Linked DNA regions of Homo sapiens: regions 1, 2, 3, 4, 5 and 6 are each linked to region 7. Evidence: chromatin contacts called from ENCODE Hi-C or POLR2A ChIA-PET data. All regions are on one chromosome and are shown on one strand. The core of a region is the stretch at or near the end of the contact, and the rest is flanking DNA. Distances in the headings are between cores, read along the strand shown. Region 1 holds the start of WDR89 (WD repeat domain 89). Region 2 holds the start of GNG2 (G protein subunit gamma 2). Region 3 holds the start of KLHDC2 (kelch domain containing 2). Region 4 holds the start of MGAT2 (alpha-1,6-mannosyl-glycoprotein 2-beta-N-acetylglucosaminyltransferase). Region 5 holds the start of ZBTB25 (zinc finger and BTB domain containing 25). Region 6 holds the start of ERO1A (endoplasmic reticulum oxidoreductase 1 alpha). Region 7 holds the start of ARID4A (AT-rich interaction domain 4A).

What was found. A loop is a pair of places that touch in the nucleus more often than their neighbours do. ChIA-PET counts read pairs that join two places held with the same protein, here RNA polymerase II (POLR2A). Pooled maps may share reads with other maps.
Region 1: a loop to region 7 is called in a map of CD4-positive, alpha-beta memory T cell, with 18 times the contacts of the local background. The contact joins the promoter of WDR89 here to the promoter of ARID4A in region 7. A Hi-C loop is called at or near these places in 1 of 168 maps with a recorded cell type or tissue (CD4-positive, alpha-beta memory T cell) and 10 of 50 pooled maps. POLR2A ChIA-PET finds 5 or more read pairs at or near these places in 1 of 52 experiments (CD4-positive, alpha-beta T cell).
Region 2: a map with no recorded cell type shows a loop between it and region 7 (15-fold over the local background). The contact joins the promoter of GNG2 here to the promoter of ARID4A in region 7. A Hi-C loop is called at or near these places in 1 of 37 single-sample maps with no recorded cell type and 5 of 50 pooled maps. POLR2A ChIA-PET finds 5 or more read pairs at or near these places in 1 of 52 experiments (CD4-positive, alpha-beta T cell).
Region 3: a loop to region 7 is called in a pooled map, with 5 times the contacts of the local background. The contact joins the promoter of KLHDC2 here to the promoter of ARID4A in region 7. A Hi-C loop is called at or near these places in 5 of 50 pooled maps. POLR2A ChIA-PET finds 5 or more read pairs at or near these places in 3 of 52 experiments (CD4-positive, alpha-beta T cell, CD4-positive, alpha-beta memory T cell and naive thymus-derived CD4-positive, alpha-beta T cell).
Region 4: a pooled map shows a loop between it and region 7 (4-fold over the local background). The contact joins the promoter of MGAT2 here to the promoter of ARID4A in region 7. A Hi-C loop is called at or near these places in 6 of 50 pooled maps.
Region 5: a loop to region 7 is called in a pooled map, with 20 times the contacts of the local background. The contact joins the promoter of ZBTB25 here to the promoter of ARID4A in region 7. A Hi-C loop is called at or near these places in 8 of 50 pooled maps.
Region 6: a pooled map shows a loop between it and region 7 (11-fold over the local background). The contact joins the promoter of ERO1A here to the promoter of ARID4A in region 7. A Hi-C loop is called at or near these places in 9 of 50 pooled maps.

What each region holds. Positions count from the first base shown.
Region 1 is chr14:63,640,587-63,643,286 of GRCh38, reverse strand. It overlaps WDR89 (WD repeat domain 89), which reads left to right and starts at 1,416. Exons shown (of 3, transcript NM_080666.4): 1 at 1,416-1,483. LOC105370532 (a long non-coding RNA gene) reads right to left here and starts at 1,226. Exons shown (of 3, transcript XR_001750790.3): 1 at 1,090-1,226. RefSeq lists enhancers at 835-1,104, 1,515-1,614, 1,169-1,828.
Region 2 is chr14:51,859,213-51,861,912 of GRCh38, reverse strand. It overlaps GNG2 (G protein subunit gamma 2), which reads right to left and starts at 1,301. Exons shown (of 4, transcript NM_053064.5): 1 at 1,123-1,301. RefSeq lists enhancers at 1,185-1,394, 1,181-1,682 and a silencer at 1,735-1,814.
Region 3 is chr14:49,766,857-49,769,556 of GRCh38, reverse strand. It overlaps KLHDC2 (kelch domain containing 2), which reads right to left and starts at 1,404. Exons shown (of 13, transcript NM_014315.3): 1 at 936-1,404. The coding sequence starts at 1,088. RefSeq lists silencers at 1,175-1,354, 1,525-1,604, 1,945-2,004.
Region 4 is chr14:49,619,493-49,622,192 of GRCh38, reverse strand. MGAT2 (alpha-1,6-mannosyl-glycoprotein 2-beta-N-acetylglucosaminyltransferase) reads right to left here and starts at 1,394. Exons shown (of 1, transcript NM_002408.4): 1 at 1-1,394. The coding sequence starts at 924. It overlaps RPL36AL (ribosomal protein L36a like), which reads left to right and starts at 1,567. Exons shown (of 2, transcript NM_001001.5): 1 at 1,567-1,631. RefSeq lists silencers at 903-1,012, 1,313-1,522 and enhancers at 744-1,294, 1,683-1,792.
Region 5 is chr14:64,502,446-64,505,145 of GRCh38, reverse strand. It overlaps ZBTB25 (zinc finger and BTB domain containing 25), which reads left to right and starts at 1,308. Exons shown (of 3, transcript NM_006977.5): 1 at 1,308-1,485. It overlaps ZBTB1 (zinc finger and BTB domain containing 1), which reads right to left and starts at 376. Exons shown (of 2, transcript NM_001123329.2): 1 at 200-376. RefSeq lists silencers at 67-176, 287-546, 1,147-1,576 and enhancers at 266-936, 1,037-1,126, 1,897-1,996, 2,057-2,176.
Region 6 is chr14:52,694,303-52,697,002 of GRCh38, reverse strand. ERO1A (endoplasmic reticulum oxidoreductase 1 alpha) reads left to right here and starts at 1,445. Exons shown (of 16, transcript NM_014584.3): 1 at 1,445-1,635. The coding sequence starts at 1,522. RefSeq lists a silencer at 974-1,513 and enhancers at 1,764-1,813, 1,419-1,920.
Region 7 is chr14:58,297,281-58,299,989 of GRCh38, reverse strand. ARID4A (AT-rich interaction domain 4A) reads right to left here and starts at 1,435. Exons shown (of 24, transcript NM_002892.4): 1 at 1,290-1,435; 2 at 130-192. The coding sequence starts at 135. It overlaps PSMA3-AS1 (PSMA3 antisense RNA 1), which reads left to right and starts at 1,853. Exons shown (of 4, transcript NR_029435.1): 1 at 1,853-2,035. RefSeq lists a silencer at 346-865 and enhancers at 1,496-1,585, 1,696-1,745, 1,766-2,185, 1,482-2,205.

The DNA of each region.
Region 1 (2,700 bases), core at 167-2,666, 5.3 Mb before region 7:
GAAGTATTACATACATCCGAAATCATGTTTTTTTCTTCTACAGTCGAAAGTTTGTATTACATGTAAAATAGGAAAAAAATATTAAAATTTTTCGAAAGCGAAAAGTCTACTCAGCAAGTTTTTGGTATTTATTAATGGTTTTACTTTTGCTAGACACAAAAATGAAATACCGCTAAATTAGCTCACAGAAGAGTTCAGGATTCTATAGACTCAGGAAAAGCCTGTCCTAAAACTGTTTTAATAAAGGCTGAAAATAGACACTATAATACAGTCTTTAATAATATACAATGTGTATTCCTCCTGATGGTGGTCTTGCTTGACATTTTAAGCATAGCCCTATTTTCCTGTGAAGATAGCAGCCAGTTCTGCTTCATGTCATAACAACACTTGATTCATGTAAGCAGCTGCTACCTATGCCATCACAGTACACATAATTGCTAAATGTAGGGTTCAAATAATCGTAAATGGACACTAATATGAAAATCAGACTGTTTTGTTGTAACAGCAAAAGTTTTAGAAACAAATAATTTTAGTATCTACTTAGTACAGTAAGCATGAACATATAGTATACAGCTAGGCACAGCAGTAAATTGTTGGAAACACTAACATTTATTGTTTACGAACATACATGCAGTGTTTACACATTTCTTAAATGTTGTCTTTAATGCTGCTGATAAACGAAAGGATAAAAAGTCCAACAAACCACAATAAATGTCAATGGGTGTTATTAACAACATGAAAGAACTCAGTAGCAACAACCACATTTAAAGCTACAGGACTCGAAAGTTCCGGACTACAAATCCCAGAGTTCCCTAGAGCCCAGGCGGAGCTACCTTCAAACTGATCGCTTTTTCACCCAATGACAGCCAGAGAATCCCTAAACCACATTCAGCCCGGCCTGAAGGGCTGGTTTCTTCGCGTGAAAACAATAAGGTATTACGTAGACTTTCTGAACACGAGTGGTAGTTTCAGGGCCTGAGTCTAACTACTAAATTATTTCTCCCCGCATTAGTCTCCTAGTCATCTTAATAACTCTCTACCCAACTCTGGCTCGGTGGAAACTCGGAACGTCTAAATGCTGAAACTCACGTAAATCAGTACCAGCGGATGCATCCAGTCAGCCACGAGGAAGGCGGAATCCGCCTTATTCTTGCCCTTTATTGGCCACGCATCCCACCAATGGGGCCATTAAACTTCCGCTAACGCAGCGTACGGCGTGGTGGTGTGAGCGTTGTACGTACGCTGGGTCTACGAAGGGGCAGGCGTTCTGCTTTCGTCCAATCGGAAGCTAGCAAGAATTCCCCGGGCCGCTATGCCCCACTTCTTTCGCGTCGCGTTACGGGCCGCCTCTCTGCAGCCGACCAATCCTCTTGATTTTCTTGTGCGCATTACCCAATCAGAGAGGTCGAGGCGGGGTTCCACTTGACCGCTCTAAGCCGCCGCGCAGCCTGCGTTTTCTCCGGTACAGGTTGAGGCTACTAAGGTACATTTTGCTGGGCCAGGCTGGGCGGGTCCCCGGGATGGGCAGCCCTCTCGACGAGCGGCGACGCCGTGGTTGAGTCTAGAAAGCTAGAGTTGCTGGACAGCTATCGCGGGAGCGCGGAGGGAAGTGGGAGGTCTGGACGGAGTGTGCACGTGTTGGCAGTCTCGCTCCGCCGTCGGAGCCACCAGGTCAAACCTGTGCTGGCCCTGGCCAAAGAAACTTCTGCGGGTCAGGCTGCTGTTGCCGGTGCAGTTCCCAGTACTTCCTCTGGGGCGTTTTTCAATAAAAGCCAAACGCCCTTGCTCATTTTCAGGGAAAGACCTGTTTCCTCCTGCTCTTTCCTCTCCACGGATACTCTCCCCACCACTAAAAGGGTTTAGTATAATCCTTTTGTAGGCCAGAAAGCAGATTTTCACTTGGGAAGAGACGACCCGTAGTATGGGATGTGGTATGATACCAGCAACTGGTCTATTATATCATTTAAACCACATGGCTATCTAAAGAGGTAGGTACTGTGAGTGTTCTCATTTTCACGCGAAGCAGTGTTAGACATTACTCATTCTTGTGTTTTCTTTAGCTTGTCTCTGACAAATTGTGGCATTCAGCTTCCATGGATGTAAAATTAAAAGATGGTATAATTTGTAAAATGTTGCTCCTGTTTTCTTTTTTGTTTTTCTTTTTCTTTTTCTTTTTTTTTTTTTTTTTTGAGATGGAGTCTCAGGCTGTCGCGCAGGCTGGAGTGCAGTGGGGCGATCTCGGCTTACTGCAACCTCCGCCCCCCGGGTTCAAGCGATTCTCCAGCCTCAGCCTCCCGAGTAGCCGGGATTATAGGCGCCTGGCACCACGCCCGGCTAATTTTTGTATTTTTAGTAGAGACGGGATTTCACCATACTGGTCAGGCCGGTCTCGAACTCCTGACTTCAGGTGATCCACTCGCCTCTGCCTCCCAAAGTGCTGGGATTACAGGCGTGAGCCACCGTGCCCGGCCGTTTTCTTTATTAATTTGAAATTATTTAAAGTCAATAAAAGCCTGGGCGCGGTGGCTCACGCCAGTAATCCCAGCACTTTGGGAGGCCGAGGCGGGCGGATCACGAGGTCAGGAGTTCGAGACCAGCCTGGTCAACATGGTGAAACCCCCGTCTCTACTACGAATGCAAAAATGTGGCGGGCGCCTGTAGTCCCAGCTACTCGGGAGGCTGAGGCAGGAGAATCGCTTG
Region 2 (2,700 bases), core at 52-2,551, 6.4 Mb after region 7:
CCTTTCATTATAGAAACTCTAGAAGAAAAACCCTTTTATCAATGACTACTTACTGCTTAACTGTACTTTCTGTTGAAGATTAAAAAAGCTTAATTCTTTAAATCGTGCTGCATGAGGGTATTAAACTCCCTAATATATCCTGTCAGAGGAATCTCACAATCTCAGTTCTCATCTGCTAGACCTATTTAGTGTACTTTTACATATCATTCATAAATATGAACAAGTCATAGACCCAGGCTCTCATTAAGAACATCCTTTGCTCAAGAAAATCAAAGAATAAAAATCATGTTCTGGTTTTACTACTTCAGTCTATCTACCAGATATTCGCGTAAGGAAACAACCCAGCTGCACTTTTTTATTTTGTCCCTCACCGAGGCTAACATGCACCTTGACCTAGAGGTGAATAAAATGCATATAAACATAAAATCCATGCATATGCTAGTATCTGATTCTGGACAAGTTACTGGCCTTAAACCCGCCACGCTCCTTTGAACAAGGATGCAACTTTAGGATAAGACCTACTGGCAAATGATAGCTGTGTCTGAGGTTATCCTGAAAGCAGCTGCACAAGCTGAGGGAGGAAGACACTGTTTTTTAATGGTAAATACTGCCCCTCACATACGCAATTCAAGCCTTTGTTGGCAAAATCTAAGTACAAAAGAATTTAACTCCCCCAAAAGCCAAATCACAGCCATTATTTTTGCAAAACAGAAGATATCCCAGTGCAATGTGTAAGAAAGAGAATGCAATTAATATTTTACACCACTCACTCCCCTAAAACAAGGGGACTGCCGGGCTCCGATGACCAGACCACAGCTTCACAGCCCCAGATGGATTTCGACTCAGCCCTGGTTTTCCTCCGAGAGAACTATACAAACAGCTTCTTGTATTTAGCATGTTGGCCTGTTTAGTCATCAAATCTAAGCACTGATGATGAGGTTTTTTTAAATCAAATGTGTCATAAATGTGGTTATTCTCAAAGACCCTTCCAAAAGAATCTAATCATTTCCCCTAGTCCTGAAGCGATGTCTCTATCATCCCTTAGAAATCGGACCTTAAAACCACAAGCGACGGTCGTTTTTCTCAATTAAAAACGAGCAACATGGAAAACGTTTCATTTACCTTAGCTCCCGAGGCTTGGTCCGAGGAGCGTGGTTTTCCCCTCTCCGGAGCTGATCTGTGCAGGCGAGCTCCGGCGCAGCCCAGCCCAGCCCAGCCCAGCCCAGCAGTAGTAGGAGTTGCCCACGGAGCGCGGCGGCAGCGTTGTGAGTATGTGTAGCAGCGGCTGCAGCCCAGGGACTAGTCCCCACCCAGCTTTGTCTTCAATCAACGTTCTTTCTACAGGAAGCAGCGCATCTCCCACTTCCTCCTCTTCTTGGTAGCTGTTAGCGGCTTGCTTCTTTTCCCTCTCATTTCCATTTCAGGGCTTACTCTGGTGGTTTTGTCTGCTCCTGGGCTGCTGACAGTGATTTGACTTTAATCCCCCTTCTCCCTTTGTTCAAGTCCCTCTGGTGCTGTCTGTTCCTTCCTTCCCCTTTTCTCATCCCCCCACGGTCACCTCCACGACAGCTTCCACACACTGCTCAGTCGGCCCCCTTCCTGGCACACTGCCTGCTTTTTTAGCCTGAACCTGGCTTGTTGCTATTGTTGTTCTTGCTGTTGTTGTTTCTACTGCTGCTGCTGTTTTTTTTTGGGTCAACATCCCCTGGCCAGGTTCTGGCCCCCGAGATCCCACACCAGCCTCCACTGTTCCTCCTGATTTACTGTGGTCCCCATCAAGCCAGCTAGCTGGGAGCTTGCAGCTTGCAGCTTGCAGCTTCTCACTGCAGCATTTTTCTCTGTGGCCAACATTTCAGAGGCTTCATTTCTCCAAGGTCCCACTACCACTGAGATCTTACTTAACCCACATGCTCAGAAAAGAATGGCCCTGATAAGTATTCTTATGGGGCACGGGAACTAAACCAAGTTGGCAATGCTACCTATAGGCCTAATAGTGAGGACTATTCCCAAAAGATTCTCATAGATGGGAAGGAATGAGGTGGTGCTGAATGCTGCACATTCCCAACAGAGAAACTGAATACTCCTCTCCCCATTCCACACACACTAGTAGGGCTGAAGGACCCTCATGATCCTCCAGTCCCTTCCCTTCATCTTAGGAGGTAATATCGTAGAACCCACCAGGGTAGAGCCTGCAAGCTGTCTCTGTCTGCCAGAATTTCAATCCAAATTGCCATTAATGACTGTATGAACTTGGGCAAATTATTTAACATCTATGTGCCTCAGTTTCCTCATCTGCAAAACATAGTTGATGATAGTCATGCTCTACATTGGAAATATGAGGATTAAATGAGATGGTATACAAGGTGCTAATAATAGTTCTGGGGATATAGGACGTATTCGGCACATATTAACTCTTATTATTTTTAGAGGATGTTGGGCCTCACATTCAGCAAGTGATTTCGCCAGTCAGCAGCCGAACCCTCACCAGTACTTGGTTTTCCAATTCCTCACTATTAGTATGTTCACAATTGAGCCCAGATGCTTTAATAACAATTTATTCAACGTGTGAGTCATTCTCCCCCTAGTACTAACACAAGGTACTTTGGGGAAGCTACAGATTAAACATGAGATGGGGGAAGGGGAATCCTGTTCTAGTGTCCAGGCAACATTATGGAGTTAAAAACAAAAACAACAACAACA
Region 3 (2,700 bases), core at 155-2,654, 8.5 Mb after region 7:
AAGTATCAGGACAGCCATCTTTGAAAGCTATCTCAAAAATGGTCAACTATGATCAAGTCAGCTGTACCATAAGCTAAAAACAATCACAAAGCAAGTCATCCAAGGCACGGGCGTGGGGAGGGCGGAGAACATTTTCAAGACCAAAGAGGAATTTTGTGGTAGGACTGGCTCAGAGCCATCCTAGCAAATAAAATTCTAGATTTCCGAGGTTAGCAGGGTAAAGAATGGCAACTGGCTTTAAACTGCTAACTAATCACGTTGTTTATAACCAGGGGATCGGAGAGTCAAAGAGCTGCACTCTGTAGTTCATTTGATGCTGGGGATTTTTTGGTTACTGGTGGAGCTTTTCCATTATCTTAATAGGGGTGTCTGCTGAAAAACTTCAACCCAGCTGAAGCCAGAAGGAAAACAGTCCTGATGGCCATTTGCACAGGCGGGAAGGCTGAATAAGGTGGTTCCTGTAACCTTTTGGAATTCCAGTTTTCCTACACCTCGGCCTCCCTGTAAGTGGGCAGCGGTTCCCAGCTCCAGAGGGTGAAGTCCTCGTAGGCCGTCCTCATAACGCGTCTGAGTGATATCACACACCGTCACCTTTCACACCCCAACCCTTCCGAATGCACCGCCCAAGCAACATTAACAGGGCCTTCCCCGGAATAACGCTCCAATGGCAACAACGGGGGTGGGAGTGAGTTGGCTTTGTGAGCACCAGGGTGACATGACAGCAGCCCTGGAGGTTCGAGACGGGTTGGGGTACTCGAGAGAAGGAAGATTCCCGCGCGCAAAAAAAAAACAACCAACGGGCAGAGTCTGAGGTGGGGCGCGCGACGCAGGCGGGGAGCGCCCTCGGCGGCCCGCTCTGGCCTCCCCGCCTGGCCGCGAACGCAGACCCGAGTCACAGCCGAGCGACGTCCGTCGCGGCCCGGCCACTCACTGACCTTGTAGCCGCCCCAGACGAACATGTGGCGCCCGTCGCTGACGGCTACGTGGCCGCTGCGCTCAGCGGGGCAGGCAAGCTCCATGGACTCATAGCTCTCGAAGGCTGGCCCAGGCAAGTCGTCAGCCCGCAGATCCTCGTTGCCATCAGCCATCTTGAGGCTGCACTTTTGCTAACCAACAATGCCCACACCCGCGAGGGGCCAAAAAAACAAAGGAAAAGGAGAGAAATGCACAGCGGCGCGAGGCAAGGAAAAGGCGGTGGCGAAAGGGACGGCGTTGAGGCCTCTCTGCCGCCTGCGCTCGCGTTTCCCAGCCTCCTCGGCCGAGGACGGCTCTCCGCCGCCGCCGGGGCACGCCTGCAGACAGAGGGGCCGCGAGCGGAGCCGGGCGGCGGCGGCGCGGGCCCGGGACTCGGGGCACTGCAGGGAAGCGGTCCGCGTCGGGCCGGCTCCCTATTGCAGCCCGTCTGCCCCGCCTCCTGCAGTCCACGGCCTTGTTTACGCCGCGGCCGGAAGCCGCCCGTTCCGCTGACGCCGCCCGCCGAGCTCCGGAAGCGAGGCTGCCGCTCAGCGCCCCCAGCGCCGGGTCCTCCAGCCGCCGCCGCCGCCGCCGCCGCCTCTGCCCGCGCCTCCGCCTACGGCCTGGGCACCGCAGATCTATGGGGCCCGGCGACTTCTAGTCGCGCTTCGAGTCTCCTTTCACTGAGGGAACCACAGGGATAATGTCCTGAATCGGTCCCTGAAAGCTGCTGAATTTTAGCCGGATTGCCGCAATTTTTTTTTTCTTCCCGAGGATTTCTATTCGTTTGATTGAGGGATGATCTCAGAGGGTTCACAGCCCGGGCAGGGGCACCAGAATTGCTCCACTAGCAAGTTTCTGGTCTCGCCTTAGAGTCGATGCAGGCCCTGCTGTTCTGCGGGCGCGAGGGCAGTCGCTTAGCTCTCACGTGGGGCCCAGCCCGATCCCCGGGGGCCTCTCCTGAGCTCCTGCCGCCCCTGCCGGGCGCCGCCTCTGCGGGAATCTGACGTTGCCGCCGCCGCCGCTGCCGCCGCCAGCCGGGCTGCAGAGTTGGCTTGAAAAGCGTTTCCGAAGCCGTAACCACCCTTTTCTTCAGAAAGAAAGGCGGATCCTTTTCACGCACACACAGCTTTCTCTTATATGATACCTTTCAATTGGGCCAAAAGAAAATTACGAGTTACTGTGCTTGATACCTCACCTGTAAAATAGGGTGGGACAAAAATAATCTTAAATTCTTGATCTTACAGTGCCTGTAGAATTTATCGTGTTTGGTAGGAGGGACGTGCTTCATTATCTCCATTTCCCTCATCTTCTGGTTGGGAGCACTCCATAGAAAAGGAACACTTTGAACAATAAAAGGCTTTTTTTTTTTAATTATTAAAATGCTTATAGCCTGCCACTCCTCCCCTAGTGTGCCAGTGTGTTTACTTGAACTCAAGAACTTGAAAGTTACTTAAGAGGATTAATTAAAGCCTTCAACAAGGAAGCAAATCACCTTGAGGCTGTTAAGACCTTATCTGCCATCCACCCTGGTTGGTGCCCTCAAATCTGTCTGGTTCACAGAATTCCTTGCAGCAGTGTCTTCTCCCAGTCGAATTATGCTCACTAGACTTTGGGGTTATCGAAGTTCCTTGTGAACCAACCTCGTGAATCTGATCGAGTCACTTAAAAACCTTGAGCTGGCTCCCGTCGTCCTTAGTAGAATCCAAAATTAATATCTCGGCTGGGCGCGGTGGCTCACGCCTG
Region 4 (2,700 bases), core at 145-2,644, 8.7 Mb after region 7:
ATCTACCTTGTCAGCCATGCCATAGAAACTGCGACTGGCACTATAGGTCCCCAGGGAGAGAACATCACATTCAGGGCACTCTTGCTGCTTCAGTTTCCACATCTTTTTGAAGACATGGTAAAAGTCTGGGGCTAAGTAGTGATCCTCTTCTAGGAAAAGTATAAGGCCAGCATAATCTCGAAGAATTTTCACTCTTTCCCACACAAAATGCAGCTTCCACCACCAGTGATGTTTGGTCTGGGAGAATTTGGCCTCTCTATAATGGCCGAAGGAGTCGGGATACTCAGCATTGATGCACCCCAATTTCAAAGCGGCATTCTTCGGCAGGTCTCTGGGACAATCTCTAGGGTCACTACCTGGAAACTCGTTAGGGTACAACTGAATGCTGAAAGGAAAGAACACCTGCAGAACCGGACAGAAATTCACCCCGGCGATCAGCTGATTGATCTCGGTCGACCAGAAGTCATGGCTAAAGATGACGAGGACGTTGTCAATTCCCTGGGCTTTTCGAAGTGAGTCCAGCAGCAGTCTGAGGTATTCGGGCCGGTTATGCACCTGGACCACCAGCACCAGCTCCCGGGGGGCCCAGGTGCCAGCCTTATCTACATTCCTCAGGGTCTGATCAAAGTTCAGCTGGTACACCAGGGACCGGTACCGCAGCGTCAGGTTGTCCGCCTCGGGCTGGGGGACCGCCGGGACCAGGGAAGCCGCCGACACGTTGGAGACCCTGCGGATGCCCACAGCCACAGAGGGGTGGTCCCCACCGCGGCCGCCGGCACCCCGCGCGGGTTCGGCGTCCAGCAACGGTGGGGCGAGGGCCTCGTTCTTCCTTTGTCGCCCATTGCTGCTCCAGAGGACGAAGCCGCAGGCGGCCACCACGAGCGTCAGGATTAGCACCTTCCGTTTGTAGATGCGGAACCTCATGGTCTCCAGGGCCGGGAGCGCAGGCGGGCGGGCGCGGAAAGGAGCAGCTGCTTCTGCACGGAAGGGGCGGGCGGGCGGCGGCCGTCGCCTTGGCCTGTCACGGTCGGAACTGGCCCCCGCGGCTGCCCTCGCTAACTCATCCCGGGCCCCGGGGGTCCTGGGGCCCGAGACCTCTCATTTACCCCGCGCCGCCTGCGCTCCACACATCCTCGCCTGGCAGCTACAGCTCGAGCATCGGCGCCGCCGCTAGGAGCCGCGGCTCGGCTTCGTCTCCGTCCTCTCCATTCAGCACCACGGGTCCCGGAAAAAGCTCAGCCGCGGTCCCAACCGCACCCTAGCTTCGTTACCTGCGCCTCCAGCGGCCCTGCGTCCTCTGCGCTCTCATCCTTACAGGGGCCCTAGACGGCCAGAACTGAGCGACGCGGCCTCGCCTCACTCCGGCGGGGACCGTTATGACAACCCGCAACTGCCCCGCGGCACACCGCGGCCCTCCGGCCCACACCCCTCCGGCCCGCCCCTTAGACCGTTGGTTGGTGCTTTCCAGACGCGACCGAAGGCGCCTGACCGCCGTGGCCGGCTGCCTATTGGTTTGCAGTACTGTCGCTCAGGTGCAGTTCCCACTTCCGCCTGTTTCTTCCCTTTCCTGTTAGGCGAGAGCTGCGAAAGGCGAGAGCTGCGAAGGGCCAGGTGTCGGGCGCTGTTTCTCGGTAAGCTAAGAACGAGGCTGTAGCGGCTCCAATAGGAGCCTCCCTTGCTCAGAATCCTGGGTAGGACTAGGCCTTCTTAGGAAAGGGAAGGCGAGACCTATGGCCCTCGCCGGCCTTAGTTCGAGAGCAGGCTTCTCCCTTCAGGAAAAAGGTCTCAGGCATGGCGGCTATAGAATCGCGGGGCGCGCCGGCTTGATAAGGACACGTCAGCCCTCGAGGCTGCTGACGGGTGACTGTGCTTCGGAGGGGAAAAGTGATACTACGCTGATGTGGTTCTCGTAGAAGGAACGGGGCGGGTCGTAACCGTAGCTACAACGTCGCGCGCTGCCCCAGCCATTCTCTAGAGCTGGAAAATGGAGGAGGTGGGTGGGGGGAAGGGGGTCAAAGAAACTCTGGTCCTTAACTTCCTTTTCGGAAGAAAATTAGATGAACCGCACTTTTCTTTTGGAGCAGTCACAATAAATTAAACTCATTTCGTACGGAAAACGGACTGTATTGGGCCTCCTAAAGCTGCTGCTGTCGGTTTTCGTGAGTCTTGTTCTATATGAGAAAAGAAGAATGGCTCGGAGCATTGTTAATTATTTGAGATGTGCAAAATTTGCCGGGCCCAGAGAGACAGCAGTATGGGACTTCAGACACCTCCCCACTTAATGCCTGGCATTTTATTCCTGACTAGCTGCTTCACCCATTATGTCCGCGTTCCTGGAATTTGTCATGAAAAGAATGATGTATAGCCAATCAATCGCTTGTGTTATTTTAATGTAAATTCTTGGTAGACAATTTAGGAACTGCCATTTTTTCCTCTAAAAACCCACTTGCAACTGCTGCTACTCAGGGCATTTTGAATCTGTGCTCTGGGTTGCAATCCTCAAACTTGCCCCAAATAAACATTCTACTTATATGAATTGTGCCTCAGTTCTTTTTTTTTTTTGAGACGTAATTCCGCTGTTGTTGCCCAGGCTGGAGTGCAATGGTGCGATCTCGGCTCACGGCAACCTCCGCCCCTCCCCACCCCGCCCAAGCGATTCTCCTTACAGGTATGCACCACCACCACGCCAGGCTAATTTTG
Region 5 (2,700 bases), core at 59-2,558, 6.2 Mb before region 7:
CCCGGGACCTGACGCGCCGGCAACAAGCAGGCGGCCTGGCAGCCGCCCGTCACCGGGTCCTCGCAGCGCGTCCGCCGCGCTCCGGCTCCCCGCACGGATCGGCGCCCCTCCGGCCCCGCACTCCGCCAGGCCCGCGGCCCGTCGCCCTCCGGCCTGGGCCAAAGTTGCGCAAATAGCCCCACAACTGGCAAATACTTACCGGCCGCAACAGGAACCAGAGCTGCGGAGATTTTAGGGAGTTTAAGGCAAATCAGCCGCGGGAAAGGCGGGCGAAGGCGAAGGGGCCGCGAGCTGCAGTGGCGGCGGCGCGCGGCGCTCGGCGCTCGGGCTGGGCTGCGCGGAGAGGCTCTGGCTCTGCCAGGGACTGTGCTGCAACAAAGGACTTCCGCTGCCGCACAGCCGCGCCTGCCGCACCGCACTGAGCCGGCCCCGCTTACGCGGCGACTCCGGGTCTGCCCACCAGTTCGCTGCGGCGTCCGCCAGCCTTCCCCTCCCTCTCGCCCGCCCACCCACTCTGCCGCTGGCTGCTAGGGGCACCCGCGGTCGCCTGTTTGTTGCAACAAGTTTCTGCGTCGAGCTCCGAGGAGGCTGGCGCAACCCGCACCGCGGGGGCCGTCGCGGCGGCGGCGGCTTGACCACCCCTCTTGCCCCTCTCAAGGGTAGGCTTGGGACCTCCTCCTCCTCCTGTTTGCACAGCTGGATGGAACTGGGCTCCTCCCGACTCCCCAGGGCAGGATGCGAGGCTGCTTTCCCACTCCGTCCAGATGTCAGACCCCTGCCCGTTGGGCCCAGCAGCTGGGCCGTCACTCGCGGTCCGCCTCGAGTGCTCCGGCAACCTCGCCCTGCCCCGTCGGTTCAGGGTCGCCCAGTCCCCGCGCCCCCCCGACCCCACCTTCCGTGGGCCTGCTGCCTCTGGCCCTGAGTCACTTCCCCCGCCATGCCCCACCTCGCCCAGTCCGCCTCTCCACCCAGGCTCCCGCGGCTCGGCCTCCCTGGCCCCGCGCCCTCATCCCTTCCCCAGCGAACACGCGGGCGCATCCTTCCCCACCCCCACCTTCACCCCAGAACTGAGGGGGTGCCTGTGCTTTTGCACACCCTGGGGAAAGTCCCCGGGTCACGCGGTTGTTTGTGGGGAGCCTGTGACGCTCAGGCTTGTCCCTATGCTTCCGCCTACAGAGTCACAACTGCGAACTGTGGCGGCGGCACTCAGAGCGCGGGCCGACCCCCGCCCGGCCACTGAGGCGGGCGGGCGGGAGGGCGCGCACGTACGCACGCACGCACGCACGCACACCCCGGCCCTGGCGCCCCTCTTTCCCCTGCTACCAGACACGCGGTCACGTGGGGCCATCGCGGGCTGCCGGCGCGGGAAGCCGCGCGAGAGGCGGCCGAGGGGTGCGTGAGCCGGCGCCACTGCTTGCAGTGCGCGGCTTGGGAGCCCGCCCCTCCTGCACGGAGGAGTCGGCCTGCCGCCGCGGCGGCATCTGGGTAAGCGACGCGGTCCTGCCCCTGTGGGCTGCCCCGGGCTCAGTCCCTCCTGCCGCGAGCCACCCAGGGCGGCGGCCTGCAGCTGCACCAGTCGCGGGACAGATGCAAGTAGCTGGGGAGAGGGGTGTTTTTGGTCCGATTGAGATGTCAGGCAGGGCACAGGAGGAAAATACATCCGCGAGTGAGCGCTGGGCCGACAATACCCAGAACCACCCTTTGCTGCTCGTAGGAGCGGCTGCCGGGGCCTGATTCAGGGTGGCACACGGGGTGCCGCGAAGGTGCAGAGCCGTCCCGGCCGCGGGTCCGGGTGCGACCCCCAGCAGGAAACCCCAGTAGGCCTGCGGCCTCCCTCGGGTAGCGCCGACCCCTCTTACGAGCGGGCGACTTTCCAGATGCTGGGAGGACGCTGCGGCTACTGTTTCCACTCCCAGCTTGTGATTACCTCGTTTCTAGGGCAAGAAGACATCCCCCCCTTTTCTATCTTCAAATTATGTTTATCTTGTTCTAAGCATATCCGGTTTTTCTTTTTGAAGCTTGACCCATCTTATCACCGTCTTCTCTGGCACTCAGTATTTGGAGTAATCAGTTGTTACCAGTTGCGGAGGCAGCGCATAGCACAACGTAGTACCTGGAACCTGACGGCACCTAGCATGTTTCAACAGTTAGCGCCCGCATCACCCCAAGGGATTAAATTTGGCATTCTTTCTCTTGAGACTCAAGTCCTGGCAGAGCTGTTGATCCTCTCACAAGATTCTGTCATGTATGTAAAGTACACTTTGGAATCTTAAATTTTAGAGCCGAGAGGTGCCTTATAGAAAATCTGTTTCATCCCTCTCGTTTTACAGAGAAGACACCAGGCCTGAAGAGCGTGATGTAGCTGGAGCTAGCTACACCTCTTGATAGCTAAGACTCCAAGGCTCCAGACACCTTGGTGATTGCACTCTCCACCATGCCAGGACCGCAGTGCCAGTTTACCCCACTCACCTGTAGAGAATGTATCCGGCGGAGGTCATTATATATACTTGGCTTGATTCAGGTTATGGAGAAGTCAGGCATGGCCACTGTGTGGGTTTGATGGTATTTCTAGGTGAGGTAGGCCGCCTATGGTGTATTTTTGGAACTAAAAGCCTACACCCCCCAGCCACCCCTGAAAGTTTCATTGCTGTTCTCTATTATTTGCAGCATTGGTTGCTTCCTTATGTTAAGGCATCAAAG
Region 6 (2,700 bases), core at 196-2,695, 5.6 Mb after region 7:
AGATGGGTGGGTCACCTGAGCTCAGAGCTAGAGACCAGCCTGGCCAACATGGCAAAACCCCTTCTCTACTGAAAATACAAAAATTAGCCGAGTGTGTGGTGGCTTACGCCTGTAATCCCAGCTACTGGGGAAGCTCAGGCAGGAGAATCTCTTGAACCTGGGAGGCAGAGATTGCAGTAAGCCAAGATGACGCCACTGCACTCCAGCCTGGGCGACAGAGCGAGACTCCGCCTCGAAAAAAAAAAAAAAAGTAATCCCAGCACTTTGGGAGGCTGAGGCGGGAGAATCGCTCTTGAGGAGTTTGAGACCAGCCTGGGCAACATGGTGAAACCTCGTTTCTACTAAAAATAAAATTAGCCAGGCGTGGTGGCGCACGCCTGTAGTTCATGCTACTCAGGAGGCTTAGGTGGGAGGATCGCTTGAGCCCAGGAGTTCGAGGTTGCAGTGAGCTGCGATCGCATCATTGCAGGCCAGCCTGGGTGACCCAGGGAGACCCTGTCTGGAAAAAAAAAAAGCGGATAGACTAGTCCCAACTCTGAATGTTAAAAGACCAGGACTGGGTATCAGAGGACCTCCAATCCTTGCTCACCTTACCTCACTTCTCTAGGCCTGTTTCTTCCTATGATATGAGCGGGTGGCTTCCACCCTCGCTGTCTAATACAGTGGGCACTAGCCAGCCACATTTGACTATGAAATGGGTCTAGTTCGCATCGAATACACACTGGATTTCAAAGACAAAAAAAGTCAAATATCTTATGAATAAATTTAATGTTGGTTATATTTTGAAATAATATTTTGCACATTCGGGGTTAAATAAAAATATTTTAAAAATAAAATGTACCTGTTATTTTTACTCTTTTGCTGTGGCTACTAAAAATATAAATGACATATGCTGCCCTGGTCTAGATGCTCTCTAATATCCCTTTCAGCTTTAAGACTCCGCCGGGAACACGGTGGACACGTAATTCGTACGATTTGATTGTCTCGCATTGAGATACGGAAGGATTGGCCGGGAGTGAGCGGGCTGGGGCTGGGCGGGGCGGCGCGGGGCGGGCACCCCCCGCCCCCCAACCCCGCAGGAAAACACAGGCCCCTCCGGCTTTCGCTCTCGCTCTGGGAACTGGAAGGACCCCCGACTCCCGCGCAGGGTCTGGGGTTGTGCGCGTCGGGTTGCGTCTCCAGGCCGGGGGCGTCAGGGAGCCGGGGGCGGGGACGGGCGCGGGCGCAGCGGACCGGGCGGGGCCGAGCCGGGAAGCTGGTCGGTGCGTCAGCCTCACGCGGCGGGAAGGAACCGGTCCGAGGCCCCGGGCTGCCGGCGCGGGCGCCGCGGCACGTCCACAGGCTGGGTCGCGAGGTGGCGATCGCTGAGAGGCAGGAGGGCCGAGGCGGGCCTGGGAGGCGGCCCGGAGGTGGGGCGCCGCTGGGGCCGGCCCGCACGGGCTTCATCTGAGGGCGCACGGCCCGCGACCGAGCGTGCGGACTGGCCTCCCAAGCGTGGGGCGACAAGCTGCCGGAGCTGCAATGGGCCGCGGCTGGGGATTCTTGTTTGGCCTCCTGGGCGCCGTGTGGCTGCTCAGCTCGGGCCACGGAGAGGAGCAGCCCCCGGAGACAGCGGCACAGAGGTGCTTCTGCCAGGTGAGCGATGTGCGCGTTGGTGCTGAGGGTCCCGGCGCCCTCCGCGGCGTGCACTGTCCCGCACGCCCTGGCGGGTGAGCGGCTGGGGGTGCGTCCTTGCATCTCTTCCCACCGGGAATGAGACTCCGGTGCTGCTGCCCGGTGGCCGGGACTGAGTCTGGCTTGGCGTGGACCGGGCCTCCACGGCAGCCTGGACGTCGCCGCGCCCTCCGGTGCCTCGGACCAGGAGAGGGGTTGGGTGCACGCGGTTGAGTGGGTTTATGCATCTTTGTTGGTCTTATCTGCCCGGGGAGAGTGTGCACAGTGTATAATGCCCTGCCAGTATTTGCTATTTTCACAGAACCTGGATCTTTCTCACTTCTCTCTTGACCAGGAACTTGTGTACCCAGTACCTGTGCTGCGTGCATTTCGCCAGCCTTTCTGGCTAAGACGTTTGTGGGCTGATCTCAGATTTCGATGTTAGGCGGAAGAATGGCTGCTTGCGGTTTTTCTGTGTGTAAGCCCAACTACCTGATGTCTTTGGGACTGCAGTTGCCCTCTGGTTTCTGGTCCTGTGTGCTCTTTTTCTCGAATGTAATGAGATTCTCTTATCGTGACACCCGTTAAGCTGGTACGAATTGGGAGGAAGGTCCTTATTCTTCAGTGCACAAGTTTAATTACAAGCGGATTATGATCATTTCCTTCTGTAAGAGATGTGGTTTCTTGAGCAAAAAATTGAGAGAAACTTACAGTTTTCCATTATCTTCAGTATCTAGTATTTCAATGTGATTACTCTTGTCAAAGCCACTTTTTGGTTGACTCTGTTGATAAAAATTACGTTTTATACAAAATTAAGGGTTAGGCATCCATGTTATTCCTAAGTGGATTTTGCTATTAATTTATTATCAGAAATACCATTTTATGTGTTTAGGGGCATGATACCATGTCAAAGGAAAGATGCATTTAAATATTATGAAAGGTTTCTCTTTCACTACTTTACATTCTTGGATTTTGTTGTTTTGCTGAGTGATTTGGGAGTTGAGGTGAGTGTTATCTAGGAAACTAAGGGAAGTTGAAAGAAAATTG
Region 7 (2,709 bases), core at 186-2,685:
CTATGCCGAAACTGCTGATCAGTAGGAACATCAATTTTGAGTAGCAAAACAAATGACATTCCACGGCACTAGCCTTAGGATTGGCAGTGTTCAGGGCGCGAGGATCGGGGCAGAGTTGACTCCACTTACCTTCATTTTTGTTGGTGATCTGTGGGGTTCCAGCTCAGCGAGCTATCTTCGCAGTCGCTAGAACTATGGGGAGGGGGAAAGACAGGCACAGACATAATCAGTCAACTGCGGGGAGCGACCAAGGGAAAGAAAGTAAACAAACGCCAGCGGGGAGGGGCAGAATCCTCACCAGCCAAGGGACAAGACCCCTTACGAGGGCAGCCAGGACGCAGGAGCTGAGGGGGCAGCGAGAACCCCACGAGCGCCAAAGGGCAGCCCGTTCCGCCCCGGAGCTCGCCAGCGGCCCACCGCGCCCCCGCCTCGCTGGCCACTTTGACCCGGAATGCTCAACTCGGAGCTCCAGGACAGATAGCTCCGGAAAAGGCCAGAGCTCCCTTCGGGCTTCCCCAGGTCCCCCGCGGAGACGACCGCCGAGCCTCCGCTCCGCGGTCCCCCGGATACCCCGACTTCGGCCCGCGCCCCGCCTCCGCCGCTCGGCCCCCTCGGCCCGCCCCGGGCCCGCGGTGGCGGCAGCGGAGTGTCACGGCGCCATTGCTCTCCTTCCTTCGCTCTGCACCATGTCAGAAAGGAGAAGCGCTCCTTCACCCAAAGGGGCAGGGGCCGCGGCCTTCAGCCGGGAGCCGCCAGAGCCCCGGGGGACCCGCGTGGGGGAGGGGGCGGGGGGCGGAGGGGAGGAGGAGGGGAGGTGGCCCGGACAGGGTGTGGGAGGGGAGGGGAGCCGCACCGCAGCAGCCGCTGCCTCCTCCCAGCGCCCGCCTCAACTTTTTGTACAGCCCAGAGAGGTATCAGCTCGTAGCCCCTCGAGTCCTGCCACGGACTCCGCAGAGGTGGACGCGCCGCGGAGTTGGGGGACGGCTCCCCCAAGCAGCCCGCTCTTCACCGCGCGGAAGCAAACTTAGCGGCGCGGCCAGCCCCACAGCCATTTTCCCGGGAACCCGAGGAAGCGGACGAGGAGGCGGCTGCAACTGCGGCGGCGGTTCCTGCAGTTGCTGCCGCTGGTCAATGGCTGGCCCCTTCCCTTGCGCTCGCCGTGCCACTTGCCTAGCATCCCTCTCCCCACCTCCAAAGCTTCCAACTGCACCGGGACCTCGGGCAGCAGCAGCTGCTGCTACTGCCACTTCGTCCATTCAGTATCCCCGGATTCCCCTCTCCCCACCTACCAACTGCGGGTGAAGTGCGCGCTGTCAGCTCCAGAGTCCTCCTCCCCTCTGACCTCCGTGGGCCCCCGTCCGGGCAGCACCACTCCCAGCCGCGGCTGCAGTTCCTGCGCCGGGTTCCCCACTCGCCCCGATTTACTGCCACAATCCACCAAATAACAAGCTGTTGAGCAGACTCGCTTCTACACGAACTCCTATTGGCTGCTCATGACGCCGAAGAGCTTCGGATAGGACCTCGCTACCTGCCGTCCTCATTGGATGTAGCTGTGAAACTTCATGGATTGGTGAGAAAAACAGCAGGTAGGACATCTTCCACTTATGATTGGCTTTTTCCGAAAACCAACTTTATTGGAGAGTTGGTTATTGAGTAAGCAAGTCCTGAGAAATGATTGGTAGAGACGACTCCGGATGTGCTTGACTGGGCACTGATTGGTGAATTGAGGGGTCAGGAAGAGCAGTTCGACACGAGGATTGGCGGCGGAGTGTCCCATGGAAACGGAACCCAGAATTGCAGCCAGGGGCTTGCACGGGGGCGGGGCAGGGTCTGTCCAAGGCGCTTGCGCTAAACCAGCTTGTCGGCGCCATTTTGTCTCGGCAGCGGTGGCCGTAGCTCCATCGCATTTTATGTTTCTGGCGAGAAGGGAACGGAGTTTTCATCAGGTAGATTGGTTTTTGTGCGGCCGTCCTCCACCGTTTCCTCCAGGACAGCACCTAGTCGTGGCCGGAGGAGTCTCAGAGCTGTCAGAAAGGTCAGTTGGAGGCTATGGTTGTCCGATTGACTGGGGGGATGGCGCAGCCCTAGCGGCACCGGCACCGGAAGTGAAGGGGCCGCAGGCAGCCATGGTAAACTTCTCCCTGCGGCGGGGTGGGGAGAAGGGGCGGGATGAATGGGGGCGAGGCTTCCTCTCCCGCCGAGATAAAGAGGTGGAGGAGAGGCAAACGTCTTTCTTGGAGGTTCTCTTTCGGGTTTTCGAGAATGTGAGAGATTTTCTGGGTTCTGTCCCACTGCAATCTTTCCTGTCTTTGGAAGTGCATTTCGGGGACTTGCCATGTTCTCCACCTGATTGGCACCAGCTGTGGGAGCCTTCTTAGTTAAGACAGGGAAGAAGTGGTTCTTAGAAACATCCTGCATGGGTAGAGGTTTCCGCGTGCTCCTCACGGGATAAAGCTATGAGGAAACTGGAGAAAGCGCTGGCTTTCTGGATGCTGAGGAATTTACTTGCCAGCGCAGACGCTTCTTCTGTGACCTTAGACAAGGGTCTGTCACTCTGCACGAGGCTTATGCTACTTTTTGAAAGCAAACAGTGGTTTTGCAGGGACTGAAAACATCTTAGACAAAAGGACGTCCCCGATAAGATAGACGTTGATCTTTTTCTGTTAACATCTTATATTCTGTTAAACGAAACACACATTTTTAAATAGC